Linked DNA regions of Homo sapiens: region 2 is linked to region 1. Evidence: chromatin loops called from intact Hi-C (ENCODE). Cell type or tissue: Calu3. All regions are shown on one strand. Links, peaks and the distances in the headings refer to the core of each region. The heading gives the core; the rest is flanking DNA.

Region 1 (4,393 bases), core at 190-4,189:
TTCAGATGCCCAAGAGTCACTCTGTTTCATAACCTCTGGTTGGAAGAGAAAGCTGCATATATCATAAACCACAGGCTGAAGCTTATTTGCACGGTGTTTTCCACATAAAGATGAAAAAACACCATGCAAGAATTTACTATAAATACTGCGCTTGAACTTTCCACTCTGCAGAGGAAATACCTAAAAAGACAGTCCAAGTTCAACCACAGAGGTGCTTGTGGAAACAGCTACAGAATGGAAAAGATCGTGGAGCTAACTGCCAAAGCCTCCCAAAAGGTAGATCTCTTTAATAATAATTTTTTTAGGGTACAAAGAAGGACGGAGACACCATGGAGAAGATGGTGTGGTTCTTTGTTCCAGGAAGTGTTTAGGGGATTTGCATTTTAAATGACTGCTTTGCCTATAATTCCGTATTTTAAAATAAAATTAATAAGCAAAGGCCCAGGAAATTCAACCCCCAGGGAAAGACACCAGTCATCCCCAAAGGAAACTGCAGGGACTTCTGGCCACGTGCCCAGCTCAGCTGCGTGGCAAATGTGACTGAGCCATGAGAAGTCATTCACTTGGGGCACTCCATCAAAGGACGTTTCCAGGGTCAGACACTTGGCCTTGAATTCCCAGCAAAAAGTTTCACAGCAAGGTTTTAAAGCAAGACTGGGGAGCTGAGTCTCTCACAACCCTGTAGTCACCTTCCTCCCAATCCCTGATGACTGGGCCATCACAGCCAGCCCCCATGCCTTTCAGCTGCTGCTGGCCTGGCCGTGGCTGCTCTTAAACAGCATGAGGTACTGACTCAGAATCAGCTCCACCAATAAAAATGCTGATATGTGACTTTCTACAGCCAGTTAAGGAATACATCTGTTTCCCAGAGGTTAAGAGAAAGATTCTGACCAAACTAGAAAAATTAAAATATGGCCAGGTGTGATGGCTCCCACCTGTAATCCCAGCACTTTGGGAGGCCAAGGCGGACGGATCACGAGGTCAGGAGATCAAGACCATCCTGGTCAACATGGTAAAAGCCCGTCTCTACTAAAAACACAAAAATTGGCTGGGTGTGGTGGCAGGCACCTATCGTACCAGCTACTTGGGAGGCTGAGGCAGAAGAATCGCTTAAACCCAGGTGGAGGAGTTTGCAATGAGCTGAGATCGCACCACTGCACTTCAGCCTAGAGACACAGCAAGACTCCGTCTCAAAAAAAAAAAAGAGAAAAAGAAAAATATGAATGGAGGAGACATGTGAAAACGAACAATGGCATTAATTCTACTTGTAAAATAAACTCACACTCACTCTAACAGTCAGCAAACATTTAATTAGCAGCTACTATATGCCAGGTGCCATGCTAGATGCTGGGGATATAGACAGAACAGGCAGGCAGTTGGACGTGCATGTCATTACTACTATTTAGTTAAGCTCTTACTACATGTCAAGAATTGCTCCAAACACTTTGTGTCACCTCTTTTTTTATTCTCATATAGTATAAAGTCGAGTTTATTATTAGCCTCATTTTATCGATACAGACAGGTTAAATAACTTGTTCACGCTGCACAACTCTCAGTAGGAGATGCTGGGATTTGAACCCAGGCTCCCTTGTGCATCTGACAGGTATATGAGTAAAGTGGTCTGCAGGAAGGAAGAAAAAGCCCTGCTTGAGAGAGTAGGCATCCAGGTAAAACTGATAGGGCTTTTAAGAATGCACAGGAGTTTATTAGAGAGCATGAGAAAGGTTCCTTCCAGACAAAGGGCTTATAAATGCAAAGCATAAGCCATCAGAAATTATGAAGAAAAATCATTTTAAAAGATAAAAACACATTTCTATTACTACTTCTTGGGCAGGGAGTTCCTGGATAGCTGCTAAATAGTAGCTAGGAATGGGGTCTTGACTTTCTTTGGTTTCAAGAAGAACTGCAGGTGAGCACAGTCCAACGATCCCTGGAGTGAGTGCACACAAGAGCAGCATTTGCCAGTTCCACAGTCCAACCCACTCAGAAACACCGTGTAATAGAATGTGTGTGCTAGAAACCTGGGCTCAGAAGTCCTTCACAGTGCTCAACAGGAAACACTGAAACGAAACACCTCACTGAACCAGTCTGGCAACAAAGACAAAAAAGTGGGTGAGGTGGCGCACATACGGACCACGTGTGCCAGGAGGCCCAATTCTAACTGCATGGCAGGGGCTCTCCTCAACAGTCTATGATTTTAGCAGATGAGCAATAGCTTTGTTCACCAAAATACAAAGCTGTCCCAAGTCCTTGAAAGATACAAATTCCACAAGAAAATCAGAAAACACAAAGGTTGTTTGCAGTGCGCAATAAATTGGTGGTTTTAAGCATAGCTGTTCTGAGTTTATCTTTTCCTGAGACATTTAATGTTAGTTCATGTGCTCTGAGCAATGTTCTTTGAAATAAATATAATTCGCTGACTCATATCCCATAAGTGATTAAATGATGGGTTACCAACGTTAATGCCGACTACTAAATTCCAGCCCCTCTAGCCAACAGGAATGACACACAGATCATCTCTATGTTAAAAACAGGTGTGCTCCCAGAGTTTGTTTGTAAGTTGGCTGCTTGGAATTCAAGAGTTATCTTCCTCCTCCACAAACAATATTAGACATGGTATTTGATACTCCAGACAGAAAACCCAAAATACTAGATCCGAGGAGTGTTAAGAGTTCTCTGGACTGAGCCGATGAGAGGGAGTGGGCCTGCTGCTTAGCCAGCCAGACACTCCCACTTCCTCTCCTGCCGGGAATAAGATGTGCACCAGCTGCACGAAGCAGGCGGCAGCTTCTCATCCTCCCGCAGGAGCGATCTGAGGAGGAGGCTGGGAGAGGCCAGGCAGGGGCTCGGAGAAGAACAGCAGAAGTGAGGAGCACCAGAGGTTCCAGCGGCTCCAACGGCTCCAGCTGCTGAGGGGCCCAGGCTGCCGGCTCCTCCTGTGACACCTCCGGCCCCCAGGCTGCTCTGTCCAGGGCCCTGCGGTGGCAGGGCCTCCCCATCTCTAGGGCTGCCATATGGCAGGCTCGGAAGGAGGCTTTTCGATACTCCCACACCTGCCCTGTGGGGTTGCATGCACAGGCTCTCCTGATTCCCTCACATGAAAACACACGTGGCTCTTTAATGATGCTCTCGGGACTGTTCTTGCCAGTAACCGGGACTTGAGTTCGACAGCCCCCCTGCCACAAACACACACGCACAAGCACCAATGTGAGAGAGGAATTGTCTATGACCAGTAAATTAAACTGGGATCCAGCCACAAGACCACTCTTCCCTCCAGTTACATATATATACATAACATATACATATGCACTTAGATTACATATATATATTTGAATGAAAGTTCATAGTAAAATTCAAGTGCCGAGGCCACTGACATCACTATGTGGGTGGTTCAAGCATAAATCTAGACACTGGAGAGCTCGAAACCAGAACGGGTCAGCGGGGCCATTGGGGGGCGGGGAGGGAGGTGCTGAACATGCAGGACCTCCAGCCGCCTCATGTCACTGGCCATGGGAATGAGCCGAACCTCCTCACACCAAAGGCTGTCCCCTACCACACTCCTGGGTTACAGATAAGCCCCCAACTTACTGGAACTTCAAATGCCTCCTGGGTGTCATCCAGCATCTGGATTTTGATGGACACGAGTTTTCCTGAAGGTGTTGGGGGCGGCTTCTGTCCACGTTCCAAGGTACTGATCCCCGAATTTTCCGGGGCCCCCAGTCGTGATCCTGGGGTCGGCCTCTGCTCTATTTCTCCCATGATGAAAGCGGCTTAGAGAATATCTGCAGGAAGCAGTGAGAAAGAAAAACACATCAGAATAGGAGACTACCACCCAAGCTGTGTGCCACCTTGAACCCCACCCAGGTGGGCAGGGGGCTCCATCCCCTGCACAGGAATCACATATAGGGAGGCATCGGTTCACTCACAAAGTCACCTTTAAGCACTCAAGGCATGCAAATACTTTTTGCATACTTTATTCTTTTGAATAATTTTGCATATTGTTGCATATTTTATTCCTTTCTCGTTTTACAGTCTGTTCTTAATTATTCAGTGTCTACAATGAGCTAGGCTAGGCACTACTTTTTACACATTGAAGTCTGGTGGGAAGATGATAAACAGTGCCTAAACCATATCATTAGCATCCATTAATTACCTTTATGGACATAGTTACATGCTAAGTACTGTGGGTATTCTAAAGATAAACAGGTAAAACGCGCACTGCAGAGCTCGGGCTAATAATCTGGTTGAGGAAATAGACATACACTCGCAGACATACACTCATACAGAGGCAACAGAGAGTAGGGTCATTTTTCTTGGTTTCTAGTGTCTATTTCTATTACAATAACCACCTAATAATTCATTTCTTTCCAGCCACCCACCCCCCCAACTATTT
Region 2 (4,393 bases), core at 155-4,154, 160 kb after region 1:
GTGGGCCTGCACTCAGGCATTCTCCTTCTGGAGAGGAACCTGACAGTATCTGACAAAACTACATATGCACTTCTACTTTTTTGACCCAGCAATCCAGCAACTCCACTCCTAGGAACCCACACTGCAGATATACCTCCAACAATGTGAAAATACATACGCACACGATTATTCACTGTAGCATTGTTTGTAATTGCAAAGCATCAGAAACAACCTAAGTGCCCATCCATAGGGGAGCAGTTGAGTATAGTAGGTTACATAAGGAGTACTATACAGCTGTGAAAAAGAGAGAGGAAGCTATGAACTGGTAGGGAGTAACTTCCAGGACATATTGTCAAGTAGAAAAATCAAAGAGTAAAAGATTACGTGTAGAATGCTAAATTTCATGCAAAAAAGAAGAAAATACGGCCAGGTGCAGTGGGTCACACCTGTAATCCCAGCACTTCGGGAGGCCGAGGCAGGTGGATCCAAAATAAATCCAAAAATATTTTGTATATTTTATTTTATATTTTATATACATTTCTGTTACATTAGGATTGGAGACAAGTTCTGTTTAAAAATAAATCCAAGAATAGTTTTTATATTTTATTTTCATGTTGAAAATCAGTCAGATTTGCTTTAGCCTTAAAGAGTATGTTTATGTCAAATTAAATGAGCACTGACGGAGAGCTGCAATTTTTTTTTTCTAAACAGGAAATGAGTTAATTAAAAATACTTTATGGCTAAAAAATGCTAATGACCATCTGAGCTTTTAGCAAGTCATAATTTTCTTTTTCTGGTGGAAGGTCTTGCCTCGATGTTGATGGCTGCTGACTGATTAGGGTGGTGGTTGCTGAAGGTTGGGGTGTTGGGGTGGCTGTGGCAATTTCTTTCTTCCTTTCTTTCTTGTTTTTTTTTTGAGACGGAGTTTCGCTCTTGTTGCCCAGGCTGGAGTGCAATGGCGTGATCTCGGTTCACTGTAACCTCCGCCTCCCGAGTTCAAGTGATTCTCCTGCCCCAGCCTCCCAAGTAGCTGGGATTACAGGCATGTGCCACCACATCTGGCAAATTTTTGTATTTTTTAGTAGATATGGGGTTTCTACATGTTGGTCAGGCTGGTCTCGAACTCCCAGCCTCAGGTGATCTGCCCACCTCGGCCTCCCAAAGTGCTAAGATTACAGGCGTGAGCCACCGTGCCTGGCCCGGCTGTGGCAATTGCTTAAAATCCTATATAATGAATGACATAGTATATTTTTGCATGTGTATGGTGCAGTGCTTGGAATGTGTGTATTTTTTTTTTTTTTTTGAGACAGAGCCTCTGTTGTCCAGGCTGGAGTGCAGTGGCGCAATCTTGGTTCACTGTAAACTTCGCCTCCTGGGTTCGAGCAATTCTCCTGACTCAGCCTCCCAAGTAGCTGGGATTACAGGTGTGCACCACCACACCTGGCTGATTTTCATATTTTTAGTAGAGACGGGGTTTCACCATGTTGGCCATCATTGGCCAGGCTAGTCTTGAATTCCTGATTTCAGGTAATCCACCCACATTCGCCTTCCAAAGTACTGGGATTATAGGCATGAGCCACCACACTGGGCTGAATGTGTGTATTTTTTAAAGAACAGGCCAGGCACAGTGGCTCACGCCTGTAATCCCAATACTTTGGGAGGCAGAGGCGGGTGGACTGCTTAAGCCCGGGAGTTTGAGACCAACCTGGGCAATCTAGCAAAACCCCGACTCTACTAAAAATACAAAAATTAGCTGGGCATGGTGGCACATGCCTGTAATCCCAGCTACTCAGGAGGCTGAGGTGTGAGAATCACTTGAACCTGGGAGGCGGGGGTTGCAGTGACCTGAGATGGCACCACTGCACTCCAGCCTGGGCGACAGAGTGAGACTCTGTCTCAAAAAAAAAAAAAGAAAGAAAGAAAGAAAGAAATCAAAAAACAAAACAAACAAACGAAAATTGGCTGGGGTTGGTGGCTCATGCCTGTAATCCCAACACTTTGGGAGGTCGAGGTGGGCGGATCACCTGAGGCCAGGAGTTCAAGACCAGCATGGCCAATATAGCGAAACCCTATCTCTACTAAAAAACACAAAAATTAGCCAGGCGTGGTGGTGCATGCACCTGTAATCCCAGCTACTAGGGAGGCTGAGGCGGGAGAATCGCTTGAACCCGGGAGGTGGAGGTTGCCGTAAGCTGAGATTGCGCCACTGCACTCCAGCCAGGGTGACAGAGCGAGACTCTGTAACAACAACAACATCCACATTAGCAATCCTCTCGAGCCTAATTTACGTGAAAGCTCCATTTTGGATCTGGGTCTACTCTTGGATTACATCATTCTGGATCATGCACAGCCCTGAGCAGAGGGAAATCCTTTGCCTTCCAGGTGCCAATGCCCTCTCTGATTCCCAAGCACCAAATTGGTAATGGGGTGTGGGATGGTGTTTCCTAGCCTTGCCCCACTCATCTGCTGCTAGCTGTGTGACCTTACAGGCTTACAGGCTTTTTCTGTCCATCGTGCGTGTCTTTAGTTGCTCTATGGCAGCTGCTCATGTCTTCATGGTCCTTCTCTACCAAGTCCTCCATGCTGTCCACTCGACATGGGCAGTGACTTGTCTGTCTTCTGGCTCCCAGGACCTGGCACAGTGCCAGCATGCAGTAGTCACGGAAGACGGCATTTGATGCTTAAATAAACATCCTGCCAGAGTCACAGTCCAACACAGATTTGATCTGTCTGTATGTCAAGGCTTCACTTTGTATCTTGTGTTTGTTTTTGGTGATCACCTTTTGCCACTAATTGGTAAATATTTATCCTCAAAGAAGAAAAGCAACCTCTCAAGAATGACTCTTTAATGGTGCGATGTACTAAAGTATTACAAGTAAAAGTTTCATGTCTGGGATTTGCTTTTGAATACTCAAGAAAAAGTGACGGGAAAATAAAACAAAGTGGCAGAATGTTGATAATTGTGGAATCTGGGTGGCAGTTACACAGGGGTTCATTAGCCTCTTTTCTCTATTTGGGGGAGTCTTTGAATTCTCTATTTTGGGGAGTCTTTGAAATTTTCTATAATAAAAAGTTAAATGCAGCTGGGTGGGGTCCCAACACTTTGGGAGGGCAAGGTGGGTGGATCACTTGAGGTCAGGAGTCTGACACCAACCTGGCCAACACGGTGAAACTCCATCTCTACTAAAAATACAAAAAATTAGTTGGGTGTGGTGGCAGACGCCTGTAGTCCGAGCTACTCAGGAGGCTGAGGCAGGAGAATTGCTTGAATCTAGGAGGTGGAGATTGTGGTGAGCTGAGATTGTGCCACTGGACTCCTGCCTGGGTGACAGAGCAGGACTCCATCTAAAAAAAAAAAAAAAAAAAAAAAAAGCTAAATGCAGGCAGGGCACAATGGCTCACACCTGTAATCCCAGCACTGTGGGAGGCCAAGGCAGGTGGATCACTTGAGGTCAGGAGTAGAGACCAGCTTGGCCAACATGGTGAAACCCCATCTCTACTAAAAACACAAAAATTAGCCAGGCGTGGTGGCGCAGGCCTGTAGTCCCAGCTACTCGTGAGGCTGAGGCAGGAGAATCACCTAAGCCTGGGAAAGTTGAGGCTGCAGTAAACCGGGATCGTGCCAAGCTACTCCAGCCTGGGTGACAAAGTGAGACCCTATCTCAAAAAACAACAACAAACAAACAAACAAACAAACAACAGATATATTGCCAGGCACAGTGGCTCACACCTGTAATCCCAGCACTTTGGGAGGCTGAGCTGGGTCCAGGAGGCTGCGGCTTGAGTCCAGGAGTTTGAGACCAGTGTGGGCAACATACTAAGACCCAGTGTCTATTAAAAAACAAAAAAAAAAAAAGAAAGAAAATTCAAATAACACATAAAGTATAAAGAAGAAGAGAAAGTGAAAAAAAAAAAGCGAGTAATTTTCTCAACACCCGGAAAACATGGAGGTGCTAATACCATCACAAGATTGTTGGGAGAGTTTAATGAAAGAACACGTGAAAATATTTAGCACATAGTAGGTCCTCAAAAGTCAGGGTGCATTTACACTAAAGCCTGTGGAACATAAGCGTCAGGGGTCCCTCCCAGCAGGAGTTCTTTCCAAGGCCCCTGCCAATGTGTTCCCCTGTCATCAGTTTTTGTAAAATTTGCAAAGGCAATATATTTTTGTATTTTATTTAAAAAAAATCCCCCTTGAATTGCATGACTTGAAAACCCCAGAAAATCTGGAAGTTCTCCTGCTGAAACATTGTCGTTACTTTCCTGCCTTTGATAAATAGCAACATCACGTTTTCCATCTATTGAGAGAAAGCCTGTGGAACATCTGAGGCCGAGGTCACTTTGCAAGGCTCAGCCTGAGGCCACATCTCATTTTTATCTCCCCCTTGAGGATGACAGACTTACCTGGCACATG

The links. A loop is a pair of places that touch in the nucleus more often than their neighbours do. Peaks named below come from ENCODE experiments on the same cell type or tissue, not always from the same donor. Only the 100,000 strongest peaks of a DNase experiment are listed, where the experiment ranks them.
Region 2: a loop joins it to region 1, with 10 times the contacts of the local background. A loop is called at or near these places in 1 of 110 quality-filtered maps.

What each region holds. Positions count from the first base shown.
Region 1 is chr13:98,212,609-98,217,001 of GRCh38, reverse strand. It overlaps FARP1 (FERM, ARH/RhoGEF and pleckstrin domain protein 1), which reads right to left. Exons shown (of 27, transcript NM_005766.4): 2 at 3,589-3,782. The coding sequence starts at 3,759. Among named protein-coding and RNA genes, the nearest start is that of MIR3170, 6.3 kb to the right of the region's middle. In Calu3, for the core only: no CTCF peak of the experiment used is centred there; a DNase peak (open chromatin) is centred at 2,091.
Region 2 is chr13:98,048,485-98,052,877 of GRCh38, reverse strand. No RefSeq gene overlaps it. Among named protein-coding and RNA genes, the nearest start is that of FARP1, 92 kb to the left of the region's middle. In Calu3, for the core only: no CTCF peak of the experiment used is centred there; a DNase peak (open chromatin) is centred at 2,607.